Regions from separate parts of the Homo sapiens genome. Here region 1 is linked to region 2. A link is a contact called in ENCODE Hi-C or POLR2A ChIA-PET data. All regions are on one chromosome and are shown on one strand. Each heading gives the region's core, a stretch centred on a gene start or an enhancer-like site at or near the end of the contact. The rest is flanking DNA. Distances are from core to core; before and after follow the strand shown. Region 1 overlaps ACOXL (acyl-CoA oxidase like). Region 2 overlaps ACOXL (acyl-CoA oxidase like).

What was found. A loop is a pair of places that touch in the nucleus more often than their neighbours do. ChIA-PET counts read pairs that join two places held with the same protein, here RNA polymerase II (POLR2A). Pooled maps may share reads with other maps.
Region 1: a loop to region 2 is called in a map of CD14-positive monocyte, with 2.9 times the contacts of the local background. The contact joins two enhancer-like sites. A Hi-C loop is called at or near these places in 2 of 168 maps with a recorded cell type or tissue (CD14-positive monocyte and endothelial cell of hepatic sinusoid) and 1 of 50 pooled maps. POLR2A ChIA-PET finds 5 or more read pairs at or near these places in 1 of 52 experiments (activated CD4-positive, alpha-beta T cell).

What each region holds. Positions count from the first base shown.
Region 1 is chr2:110,992,359-110,998,016 of GRCh38, reverse strand. It overlaps ACOXL (acyl-CoA oxidase like), which reads right to left. Exons shown (of 18, transcript NM_001142807.4): 14 at 2,013-2,124. Among named protein-coding and RNA genes, the nearest start is that of ACOXL-AS1, 120 kb to the left of the region's middle. Within about 2 kb of position 3,961, at least 8 of the 41 ENCODE cell types and tissues checked have a DNase peak (open chromatin) inside an H3K27ac peak, as active enhancers do; they include CD14-positive monocyte, where a contact is called at or near this core.
Region 2 is chr2:111,031,189-111,037,563 of GRCh38, reverse strand. ACOXL (acyl-CoA oxidase like) reads right to left here. Exons shown (of 18, transcript NM_001142807.4): 15 at 5,850-5,937. LOC124907866 (a long non-coding RNA gene) reads left to right here. Exons shown (of 2, transcript XR_007087182.1): 2 at 642-2,359. Among named protein-coding and RNA genes, the nearest start is that of ACOXL-AS1, 81 kb to the left of the region's middle. RefSeq lists enhancers at 54-283, 3,978-5,177. Within about 2 kb of position 4,728, at least 8 of the 41 ENCODE cell types and tissues checked have a DNase peak (open chromatin) inside an H3K27ac peak, as active enhancers do; they include CD14-positive monocyte, where a contact is called at or near this core.

The sequences.
Region 1 (5,658 bases), core at 2,712-5,211, 39 kb after region 2:
TGCAGTGGTGTGATCTTGGCTCACTGCAACCACTGACTCCCAGGCTCAAGAGATTGTCCTGCCTCAGCCTCCTCAGTAGCTGGTACTACAGGAATGTGCTGCCACACCTGGCTAATTTCTTTGTATTTTTTGTAGAGATGGGATTTTGCCATGTTGCCCAGGCTGGTCTCCTGAGCTCAAGCAATCCGCCTGCCCTGGCCTCCCGAAGTGCTGGAATTGCAGGCATGAGCCACCACGCCCAGCCAATTTCGTGACTGTTTTTTAAAAACATATAGTATTGGCTTCACAGGGACCGCCAATCTTTTTATATCTTGACTTCCTTATTTTAGAGTTATTCATTTTGATTCTTTTTTGTGTCCTATGGAGTAAATTTTAAGATAACTTTTTAAGGAAGGCTATATTAGTGAAATTGCTTCTGATTCTTAGATATCTAAAAATATCTTTCCATTGGCTGTACTCAGGGATTAAATCTGGCTTGGAATATTATGCTTAGATCATGAAGTTTCCTCTTTAGAGGAGTACTTATTACTCCATTTGGAGCTAGTGAATGACAGCAGCTAGCCTAATTTTTTCTGTTTTTGAGTAAGCTATTATTTTCTGTCTTGTTGCTCACATTCTGTTCTCTTTATTCTAGATTTTTCATCTATGTCTAAGTATAAGTCTTTTTTTTCCGTTAGCATAATGGAAATGAAGGAAATTCTTTTTCTACTATGTCTGTGATTATTATTTCTGCTCCTTTTGTCCCAGCACTTCCAGGAATATTTGTTATCCATAGGTTAGATTTCTATCATTTCACTCTGCTTCTGTTTTCTTCTCTTATCGTTTTGTCTTTAGCCTTTTCTTCTATAGTCTTCGAAAACAGTTTACAGATTGCATTTTCTCCCTTGTTAATTCTGCTCTTCACCGCAGCTGTAGCATTTTTCCTTTTGGATATATCCATCTCTTATTTTGGCTGGCTCCATGTTTGATATGTGGAGGATATGTGGAGTGATTTAAACCCAACTGAATGCGTTTGTGGGGTCTGGCACAGCCTCACCTCAGATCTACGCCTGGGGGAAAAATTGATTTACACAATTCCTAGCCTGGCTTCCTGCAGGTTCTCATCCAGTGTGGCTTTGTTCCACGAGGGTGGATCTTGGCTGCTTTCTGCTTCCAGGGCACTTCTGTTTCCAAAGCATTTCCTAAGAGAATACCCATTCCCATGTACCATCCATCCTCTTCCCTTCTACCCCTGCTGTGTTGTACTAGGAGACATGACCTTGAAATTCATATAAAAAGGGGTGAACTGGAAGGGGAGAATTGCAGGAATCCAATTCTGGCTGGCTTGGAACCTAATTCCCATGCAGAAGGAGAGAAGCAACCTGGACTCTTGTTATGGTAGCCCTGAGCCCCTGGCCTGGACATAGAATAGGAGCAGTAAAGCCTTCTCCTGGGGTTCCATTGGCTATTCTGTGCCGGATCAGAAGATGAAACAGATATTGCTAGGGTGGACAGTGATCCCTCAAACTAACCCCACTGGCACTGTACTTGGTGGAAATTTCCTCTAGATTTCTATCAATGCTGACACAAGGTTTTATGCTTTTGCAGAGCTTTACAGGTATTTTAATAGGAGACAGAATGCATCTTAGACTAACCCAATGTTAATTTTTACATATGCCTGAGGCAGTTCCCCTCCCTGTCTTAGAGAACGATGTACTCTTTATACACATAAAACAATGATTTTTCAACTTTGATAAGGGCTGAAAATTACACCACTCATCAACTCCCATGGCAGCCACATGATGCCTGCAGGTGGAATTCTACAAGATGACATAAAGGGGGTTAAACAGAAGCATCCTGGCCTCTAGAGCAAGCAACGGTATCATGCAAAATGGCCCGTAGGAACTCTAGCCGCTTCCAGGAGCTTGTCATTAGGCTGACTCATCCTCTACTAAACTTAACAGATAGTTCACCAGCAAGGATATCCCTTAAACACATGTCAAAAGGAAAAATATAACACAGTGTATCTTTACCTTATAATAAATTCTGGCCACCAAACCCCGCTGAAGAACCCTTTCACGAAATTTCACTGCTTTCAACAGAAAGGCGAGATCATCAACTGTGTCCATGTTAAATGCCAGGAAACTGAAAGAAAATCACGGTGACCATCATTATTATTTTGGCCTCACCAAGAATTTCATTTGAAAGAAATAGAGTAGGTTTGTTTTTTAAAACTATTTTTTTCTGTAGAAAAATAGTGTCAATAGACATAATCTCCCCATCCCATCTCTCACTGACTGTATTCATAATTCTTTTCGGTAATCTTAGCTCTAGTTTATTCTAGGTGGTTGTCCTTGTGGTATAGAGATGATTTGGTTTCCTAATTGTTCCACTTACTATTGTATTATAAGTAGTGTTCAATATTTTACATAGTCTTTCTTAGTTAACAGCAATGTAATTTCTGTCAAGTATAATCAACCATTATACAATTCATGTATAACTCAATCATTATACAATTCTTTTTTTTTTTTTTTTTTTGAGACAGAGTCTCACTCTGTTTCCCAGGCTGGAGTGCAGTGGCACGATCTCGGCTCACTGCAACCTCCACCTCCTGGGTTCAAGTGATTCTCATGCCTCAGCTTCCTGAGTAGTGGGGATTACAGGCACATGCCACTGTGCCTGGCTAATTTTTGTATTTTTAGTAGAGACAGGGTTTCACCATATTGGCCAGGCTGGTCTTGAACTGCTGACCTCAAGTGATCTGCCCACCTCAGCCTCCCAAAGTGCTGGGATTACAGGCATGAGCCACTGTGCCTGGCCCCCATTATACAATTCTGTCAAGTGAGTTTATAATAATAACTCAACCACTATACAGCTCTATCAAGTGAGTTTATAATAACCACTGCTGGGCATTTATTATAATTATTATAATTGGATATTAATAATCAAATATATCTATTACAAAATATTTATCAATTAATAATACTTATTAAATATATTATATATCAGGAATTGTGTTCATTATCTGCTGTGAATTATTCAATTTTCTCGATAATTCTAGAATACTATAATTATCCAATGTAGAGTTTAGGAAACTGAGGCTTAGCAAGATTTGGTAACTTGCTCAAGGTCACACAGGCAGAACTCAGTCAAGCTCAGGTTTTGTTGGGGAACATCAGCATTTAAAGCAAGAGGCACCCTGGAGGGAAGTGATAGGGCTGTGTGCAAGCACAGGGGAGGATGTGCTACAGAGATGGTAGCTTTCTTCAGCAGGCAGCAATTCCCATCTTTCCCATTTGGCAAATGAGGAAACTGAGGCACAGAGGAGTTAAGAGAGGTAAGCACAGACTCAAAACAACCAAGTTCACAATTAAAAGCTCGTGAGCTTTTCATCATGAAACTCTATTTCATGCCAATTTTATGGACCCACCATGAACCTTTAGATAACCTAGACAACCAGGGGAAGGGTTAATTCACACTTAGGGTTTCCCATAGCACAGCCACCTCTTGCCCTCCCCTTTCCCCACTTCCTGAGGAAGTAAGTTATTACAAGACTCAAATAACTTAAATTCATATTAACTAAAAAAAAACCCAAGTGGCTGTTGTTGCTCAATCAGAAGGCACGAGAGAAACGTTAAGAAGCAATTGACGCAGTGCTTTTGAGATGCCAAGTGCTGAATTAATAATCACCCTCCATTTAGACAGGGAAGAGGAAAGTATTTACATGCCAATTACCGGGACATTTAAAAGATGTCAATGTTTATTCTGAATCTGGGCTTTAAGAAGTTTGGGTTTCTGCCTCAGTCTATTTAATGAAAGATGTAAAAAGCTTTCATATATTATTGAAAAGTATGTTTTAGTCATTCCAGGGGCTGATATTGGAAATTAGCTTCCCTGGAATTCAGACTGTAGAACATGTTTGTCCACCTGAGATTGTGAACTGCACGTGCTGCAGGAAGGGGATCTCACCCACTCGCTGAGTCATGTGAGTCACATGTCATGTAGGTCTAGGAGCCTGCCCAGTGCAGTAGAGTGTGCAGACTTTCTTTAAAAATAGAAACATTGCTAAAGGCAACCTCCTTGTAACTGTGTATTTTACAAGAAGATCCAAATGACTCTATTTTTAAATAAAGTTTAAATTAAATTAAAATAAGTATCATTAGACATCAGGGAAATGCAAACGGAAACCATAGTGAGGTAGCATTATACATCCACCAGAATGACTACAATTAAGTACACTGACATCAAGTGTTGCCCAGGATCTGGAGAAACCAGAACTCTCATGCTTGCTGATGGGAGTGTAAAATGGTGAAATCTCTTTGCAAAATGTTGTCACAGTTTCTGATAAAAATAAATGAACACATACCCTATGATCTAGCAGTTTCACTCCTACTAATTGCCTAAGAGAAATAAAAACATATGCTCACAAAAAAGGTTATACAAGAATGCTCATAGCGGTTCTACTCACAGAAGTGAGAAACAGCAAACATCCCAGGTGTCTATTCATCCATAAGAGAATGATTCTACTATATCCATAAAGTAAAATACTACAATAATGAAAAGAAACAAACTAATACACACAACAACATGGGTGAATGTCAAAAAGTATTATGCCAATTTCACGAGGCAGCTACAAAAGAGTACATACTGCCTGGTTCTGTTTATGTGAAGTTCTAGTATAGAAAAACTAATCTGTGGTGGGAAAATATCAGAAGAGTGGCTGTATCTGCGTAGTGAGATTGTCCAAGAAGGGGCATGAAAGAACTTTCTGGAGTGATGATCTGTATCTTAATATGAGTTTGGTTACATAGGTTTATGCATGTGTCAAAACTCAGTGAATGTACACTTAAGATTTGTGCATTTTATTGTACGTAAATTCAACATAAGAAGAACTATAACTAAATATGTAACTGTAGTTAATGACGCTCATGCTAAATTATTTAGAAATGTGCTGATGTCTACAGTTTATTTTGAAATGGATCAAAAAGAGAAGGTGAATGGATGGGTGAGTTCCATACACAGATCCATAGATATGATAGTGATATAGCAGGTACAGTAATAGGTTGATAGAATCTCCATGGTTTGTACATAAATGCTTCCTGTAAAATTATTTCAACTTTGCTGAATATTTGTAAATTTTACAGCATAATGTAGAAAAACACGTTGGGTGCAAGGCAAAATCTTGACTTTCCTGGACATCTACCACCACCTCCTAAAGGTCCACAGGCTGATGAGAGTGGGAGGGGCCCCAGTGGCAGGCTACCATGCAGGAGGAAGAGAGACAACCCTTGCAGGGACAAGCCAGAGCTGAATGGGGCTATCTGCAGAGCCAGGTACAACCCCCTTTCAAAGCCACTTCCTTTCAGGGCTCCTCTCCCTGCCATGCTCCATCTGCCTTACCTCGTCCCATGGAGGCTTTTCAGTACCATGACTGACTCCTTCCAGGCCGAAATGAGGGGTAGTTACTGTGCGGACAAATGGGTGCCCACTGGAGGGATTTAAGGGTACCAGGAAGTTCTCAGCCCATCTTTCCTCAGGTCCCCACCTGCTCAAGAGTACCTTTCTCAGGGCTGTCACTATGCCTACTATCCTACTGCTCTCGGAGTGCAGACTCCATGAAGACAGAGCCCCTAGTAACTGCTGATCACCAATGCTTAGAGAAGTGCCCGGTACACAGTG
Region 2 (6,375 bases), core at 3,479-5,978:
TATTACACAGATGGCTGTGTGTTGGCCATTAGACTGGGCTCAAAGGGTGGCATTTCATTAGCATCTAGGTCAAGTACAGCCACTAACTTCTGTTCTTGAGAGTCCTCCATAAAACACACATCATTCGGGTGTCAGACTTTGCTTTTGCCTTTCTTCCCCCTCTCCCCAGGGCAACAGAGTCTTCAGGTCACTGGTGATAAAAAACCACCTCAGAATTTCTCACTTCCTTCAAAGGAGAGTGAGTCAGTGAAGTCTCTAAAGACAGCTTTCTTCAGGGACAAGCTCCCAAGTTCAGGGGTGTGACAGCACTTCTTCAGAAAACAGCATTTGGGGTCTTCTTAGGGCCCAGCTGACCCAAACCTGAAGTTCAACTACATGGCTTGGGGAGATGGAGAAGCTTGGGGAGGGAACCCCAGCATGAAGACCGACGGGCACAACCTGCAGGATGTCAGAGGAGAGCTTTTCACAGAGCTACTAGCATGTTGGGCAGTCTGTGTTCTTAAACCTTCTCTTCCCATGTCTCTTGGCCAATGTGCCATGAAATTAAAATCCACTTTGGCAAAGTGGCATGCTCTGCCAGATTTTTACATACTACGATGCTTCCATCCAGTCAAATTTCCTTCTCATCTTTTTTGTCTAAGAGCCCTCCTTGATGTGAGCACAAGGGACCTCCATGCTCCTACTTCTGCTGGTCTCCATTTCACCAGGCGCCTCCCTCCGACTTCCAATTGGCCACAAGCTTCGTCGCTCTCTCTCAAAGCAATTTTGTGTGTGAGTATAGTCAGAAGGTGAGTTCTCACTTTCGTGTCCCTCCATATTCTGCCAGCTCCTGGATTTCCAGACCTCAAGCATCAGAGACCCAGTGTCCCTGGACTCCCTCGACTCCCCAGGCTGCTCCCAGCCATCACACACTCTCTGAAATGGTGACCCTCAACTCCCAGGTTCACCTTTTTCCCAAAGGCACTGCTCATAGGCCTAGGATTTGGCCGTGTGACTGAAGTAGAGAAAACAAAGCCAGGGGACATTCCTTCTCTTCCCCAATGTTGGGACCTCCAAGATGCTGGGTCTACTGGGATTTGGCAGTGAATTCCATCTGCCTATTCTTGGTGCAACAGACCTTCTCACTGGTTTCCACTGCCCACACATTTAACGGGTGCTAGACAAAGACAGGGGCCAGAAGCAGGGGCAGTGGCACCCAGGGCTCCTTCCCTCCCTACCTCCCTCCCTTCCTCCCTCCCTCAGGCCACTTGTGTGGGGCCACATGAGACTTCTCTAAAGTTAGACACACCAGCAGATGGGTACTGGGGGAGAGGAAGGCACACAGGTGTCACAGCCAACTAGCACCTCTGGTCCTCCCACTCTTCCCCTCCCCTCCAGGCCTCCACCTCCAGTAGTAACAGAAAAACACTGCAGAAACCCAACAGTCAAAGAATGAGAAGTGTTGTCTTACAACTTCTGGTTCTACCCCAAGTCGGGTTTGTCCTTCATGATCTTGGATTTAGTTGAGTGAAAAGGGGAAAGTACCTAGATTCACACAGGACTACTGGCTGATGTTGTGGCATTTTGTTTATCTGAGCTTGCATAATGTAATGCACATTTGAGGAGGCGGTAGGGATATTCCCGTAATTTCCTAGAGGATGAATGTCAAAGCTAAAGCTAAACCAAGGTGAATGTAGTTTATATAAAGAATAGCCCCACTAACAACTGAGAGGAAAATGCTGATCCCGGGAAGAATACTGCAACAAGCACTAATGGATAACATACAGAAATAATGCTTTAATAATGCATGCGATCATGTTTTTATTAACAAAGAAAGTCTTGTTTCAAAACAAATACATCCTTGAGAGGAGTCTGAAATTAATCCCCAATAGGCAGAAATCCACATTATTATATATTCTAATTATAATTACAACCTGCTCTTAATATGAACATTCTAAATTATTAGTCACTTTATTAAGAACCAGAAAGAGGACTTCCTGCTGCATAATGAGAAGTACTCACAAGCTTCGAGAATGAGAAAAGCAAGAGACAATTCTGCACAGAGCTGGAAAGTAGTGGATGTAATTTATTTAATAAAAGTGCCTCCTTTCTCCTTTTTTGTTTAGGAATTGGTACACCCTTAGGGGTTCAGACAGCACCAAGGCTTCAGAGCTGCACTTTCTAGGGCAAGACAAAAATGTGTATCACAGAAAAATAACGATTTATCATTGTAACAGTTACATCCCACTACGGAAACCACCAGAGACTGCTTAACATTTTTATTTCAAACACGGTTTTCCCTAGTTTTCAGGTGACAAACGGAGACAGATGCCAGAAGGTGTTTTTCCATTTGTTCCTAATAAAAATGGCTAAATTCTGAGTTCATTGTCATCTGGGGTGACATTAAGACTGTGCTTTAGGCCGGGGACGGTGGCTCACGCCTGTAATCCCAGCACTTTGGGAGGCCGAGGTGGGCAGATCACGAGGTCAGGAGATTGAGACCACCCTGGCAAACACAGTGAAACCCCGTCTCTACTAAAATACAAAAAATTAGCTGGGTGTGGTGGCGGGCACCTGTAGTCCCCAGAGTAGTGAGCAGAGATCATGCCACTACACTCCAGCCTGGGCGACAGAGCGAGACTCCGTCAAAAAAAAAAAAAAAGACTGTGCTTTAACAGACTGATCCTTCTCTTCCTTCCTATGCATTCTTCCTTCAAAAGGCTCCAAAGGCAACATCTGGGTCTGGTCACTGAAGACAGATGGGCTCCTTCTACTTCTTCTCCCATCCCCTGGAGGCCTCTGCCAGAGGGTAACATGCTATTTGAATGTAATGATACGCTGGTGAAATTTTACTGGCTAGTGTTATGTTTAGTGCATCCTTATCTTTAGGACCCGTTCTGTACAGACCTCCTCATTACAGATGGATTTCTCGATTTCAAAACATTCCTGGGCTTTCTAAATGCTGTCATTGAACTAATTCTTATGATTTTTCTTCCATTACTTTCTTTATACTTCCAAGTCCTCTTTATCTGACATTGAACCTGAAGCCAGTTTCCTGAAAATAATCACTTGTGCTACTGTGGTTATGAACCAATAAAAGGTTCAGGGTTGATTTGGATTTATTTTGTACTGTGCCATCATCAAATCCTTGATATTTTCTCCGGGTGTGAAGACCTCATACACTCAGACTTAACCTGTTTCATTTTCCTCTTTTTCTTCCCTTTAAGGAACAAGGTCGAAAATGTTCTACTTTGGTTATAAGAACTAAGGTTTTCCTAGAGTAGTGATTAGCAGTAATAAAAAGGTTTTATTAAACATTAACAAAGAGCCAGATGCAAAGGCAAGAGCTTTGGAGCGTTGTCTCATTTAATATTTCCAACAGCCCCACGAGGTAAATATCATGCTCTCTACATTTTATAAATGAGGAAGAAACTGAAGCTCAGAGAGGGTTTGTAACTCACTCACAGTCACACAGCTGGTAGAGGTAAAGCCGGGATCTGAACCTGGTGACCTGACTCCAGAGCCCCCATCCTCAGTCCTCACTAAGCTCCACTGTGCTCTCAGCAAGCAGGCTGTGCAGCCCAAGGCTCAACTGTCATGTTTCTAAGGTGAAATGAATTGTGCAGTGATTCTTTGACTTCCCCCTTCCTTTTCAAACTTGATCACATTTCTGAATGCTTAGAAGTTTTGCACCAGGAGTCCATATAGTCCATCCTCATGTCCCAGGAAGGGCGATATCTGTGGTCAGTACATAGGGGCCCAGAGGGAGGAGCCAGGGCCACACCACCCCTGAGAGTGAAGCCAGTACAAGTCTACCTACAGTGAATGAGAAGGCCCAAGACACAGTCGCCTTCAATCAGGGTGTCTCAAGTACTGTTTCATACCCCAGATATGTTTCAACCCGATCGGCAAATCTGAAGAAATAACCCACCAACAGAAGAAGGGTGGTTTACATAAATTTCTTAAAGGAATGAGGTTGATGCTGAGTGTATGGAGATAGTCCAGGGAAGTAGACACACTGTGGGCTCTAGGGTCTGGAGCAGGTCACAGGGGACACTCAGATCTCCAGCCAGGCCTGAGGACACGAGCTGTCTTGATAGTGTGACTTCCTGCAACCTCCTAATTATAACTGAATTCTATCTGAAGATATGCTCGTAGAACAGATAGGGCATGTACTGATGACTTGGTGGCTGGATTTTCTTTCTGATGAATAAACTGGCATTTAGATTTAAATATGACTCATTTTTGAGTTCAATTAAGATAAGTCAGTTTCTCTGAGCCTGATACACTGTGGGTGGGCAATACATTAAAAATGTTGAGTCTGCAAATGACGGGACCCAATCCTGTGCCTTCATGACCCATAGTCCCTGATGCTCCTGGTCCCTCTCCTCGCTCCTCCTCCATGTCCCAGGAAGCAGAAAGTGGAACTCAGTCAGAATCAGGAAGGCCAATGCGGTCATGGTCATTTCAGAGTGTGGTCACTGGGTGGAGACCAGTCTCTGGGGAGGTGTTCCCATGGGGCCCCTGCTTCCCGTCCCATGAGAAACCTGTGCTCTCGGCACGTTTACTCCAGAGCCCTGTGTTAGGAGGCTCACCCAAAGGTGCAAGGTCCCAAGAGCTGGTCCTTAGAAGGAAGGAAGAAGCTGGGCTCAGTCTGAGCCTAAAGCACTCACTCCAATCCAGCTCTCATCAGAGCTCCTAGGGCGGCTCCCACACATTCCTGCAGGTATAGTCACATGGCACTGAATCACATGCACTTTGCTCTTTTGGAACTGCCCAGTCAGGGAGGAAGGGGGATGGTCAGGCTGGGAGGTTGTGTTGGACGCAGGCACACTCCTAGGTTCCTGGCCATAATACCTGCCCTGATCCCACCGAGGAGCCCATCTCCATCCCATGAGATAGTGCCCCAGATGCAAGCTGTGGTATGACCAAACCCAGCCCTCCCAGGGCCAGCAGTGACCCAGTGTGATGAAAAATCCCATAAAGCTACCAACTCAGTGAACAACTGGCCTTTCTCTTTTAACAGCTTCTTCCCATAGATCAGGACATGATGAGAAACAAACTGACGATTCTTGAAATTAAACAATAATTTCAATGATAAGCCGTCATGGATCTTACTTGGTGTTCAGTGTTTCATTTTATTTTGCTATTTTGGTCGACTGAAGCCAAAATGAATACTCAAGTTTCTCAATCTCAGCATTACTGTCATTTGGGGCTAGATAATTCTTGGTTGCAGGGGAGCGGTCTGTGCCCTGTAGCATGTTAGCAGTATCCCTGGCCTCCACCCACTGCGCACCAGTGGCACTACCCCTCTCAGTGTGACAACCAAAAACGTCTCTAAACATTGCCAAACATCCAAACGTTGCAAAATTGCCCCTGGTTGAGAACCACTGCTTTAGAAGGTTGACCCAGTTTCTTGCTAATTTGATGATGAGGTCTAAGTAATTCTGGCACTTAAAATTCCTCAGGCAGGACCCCTGTTAAAACACTCTCACTTTATCTGTGTGCACACCCTCCCGTTTAGGAACGAGATCATGGTCAGGCAGAGGGCCACTTCTGAGGGACAGGCATTTTGCCAACTGGCTCCTGTCAAGTGCTTCGTGTGATTGTCAGGTTGTGTTAAGTGAGCTGTTCCTGACTGGTTTAGCATCAGGCTTTGTGGGTGTCATATGGTCAGTGTTCCTAGTAAGTTGGGAGTTGATTTACCACAAGCTTCAAGTCTCTGTAAGTCACTTGGGGCCCTAAATTCAACACACGGACTGTCCCTTCCCTGTGTGTTGGGACTGTCCTTTCCCTGCAGAGCTGTGTCTCCAGGGACCCGTAGACCCCTGAGTCACTCAATTACAAATATTCAACAGGAGCCAACTGACCTCGGTGAGTGTGTGCCAGGGACAGAGAAGCCACGTGGTGCAGACACGAGTTCCAGGCATGGAAAAAATCCTCCTTCTTGGTCTTTACCTGTCCAATCGACAGAAGAAAAATCACCATTGAGGATATTGTGAGAGAGTCTAACTTAATAGCAAGACAGACGGCAAACATCCAAATTTTCAGTACTACATTAAGCATGGACACAGTGCAGAACCTTCTGTAGGCTGGCCTCTGTGACCTGCAAAAACTGCTTGTTAGATGAATAAATATCATACATGTAGAGAAGCCCTGTTTCCATGCTTATATTAATTTATACTAATGGAGGTCACAGACGTTAGAGAAACACGTGAAGGGGAGAATGCAGGCACAGATCAAGTGAGGCTGTTCTGATTGGGTCACTTACTGCCTGAAGAATTCAAAATACCAGAACAAACTACTTGAATCTAATCCTCAACATAACCAGCCCACGTTCCCTCCTTCCTTCCCTTGCAGTCAGGAGCTTCCATTTGTTTCCAAAGTGTTTCTCAA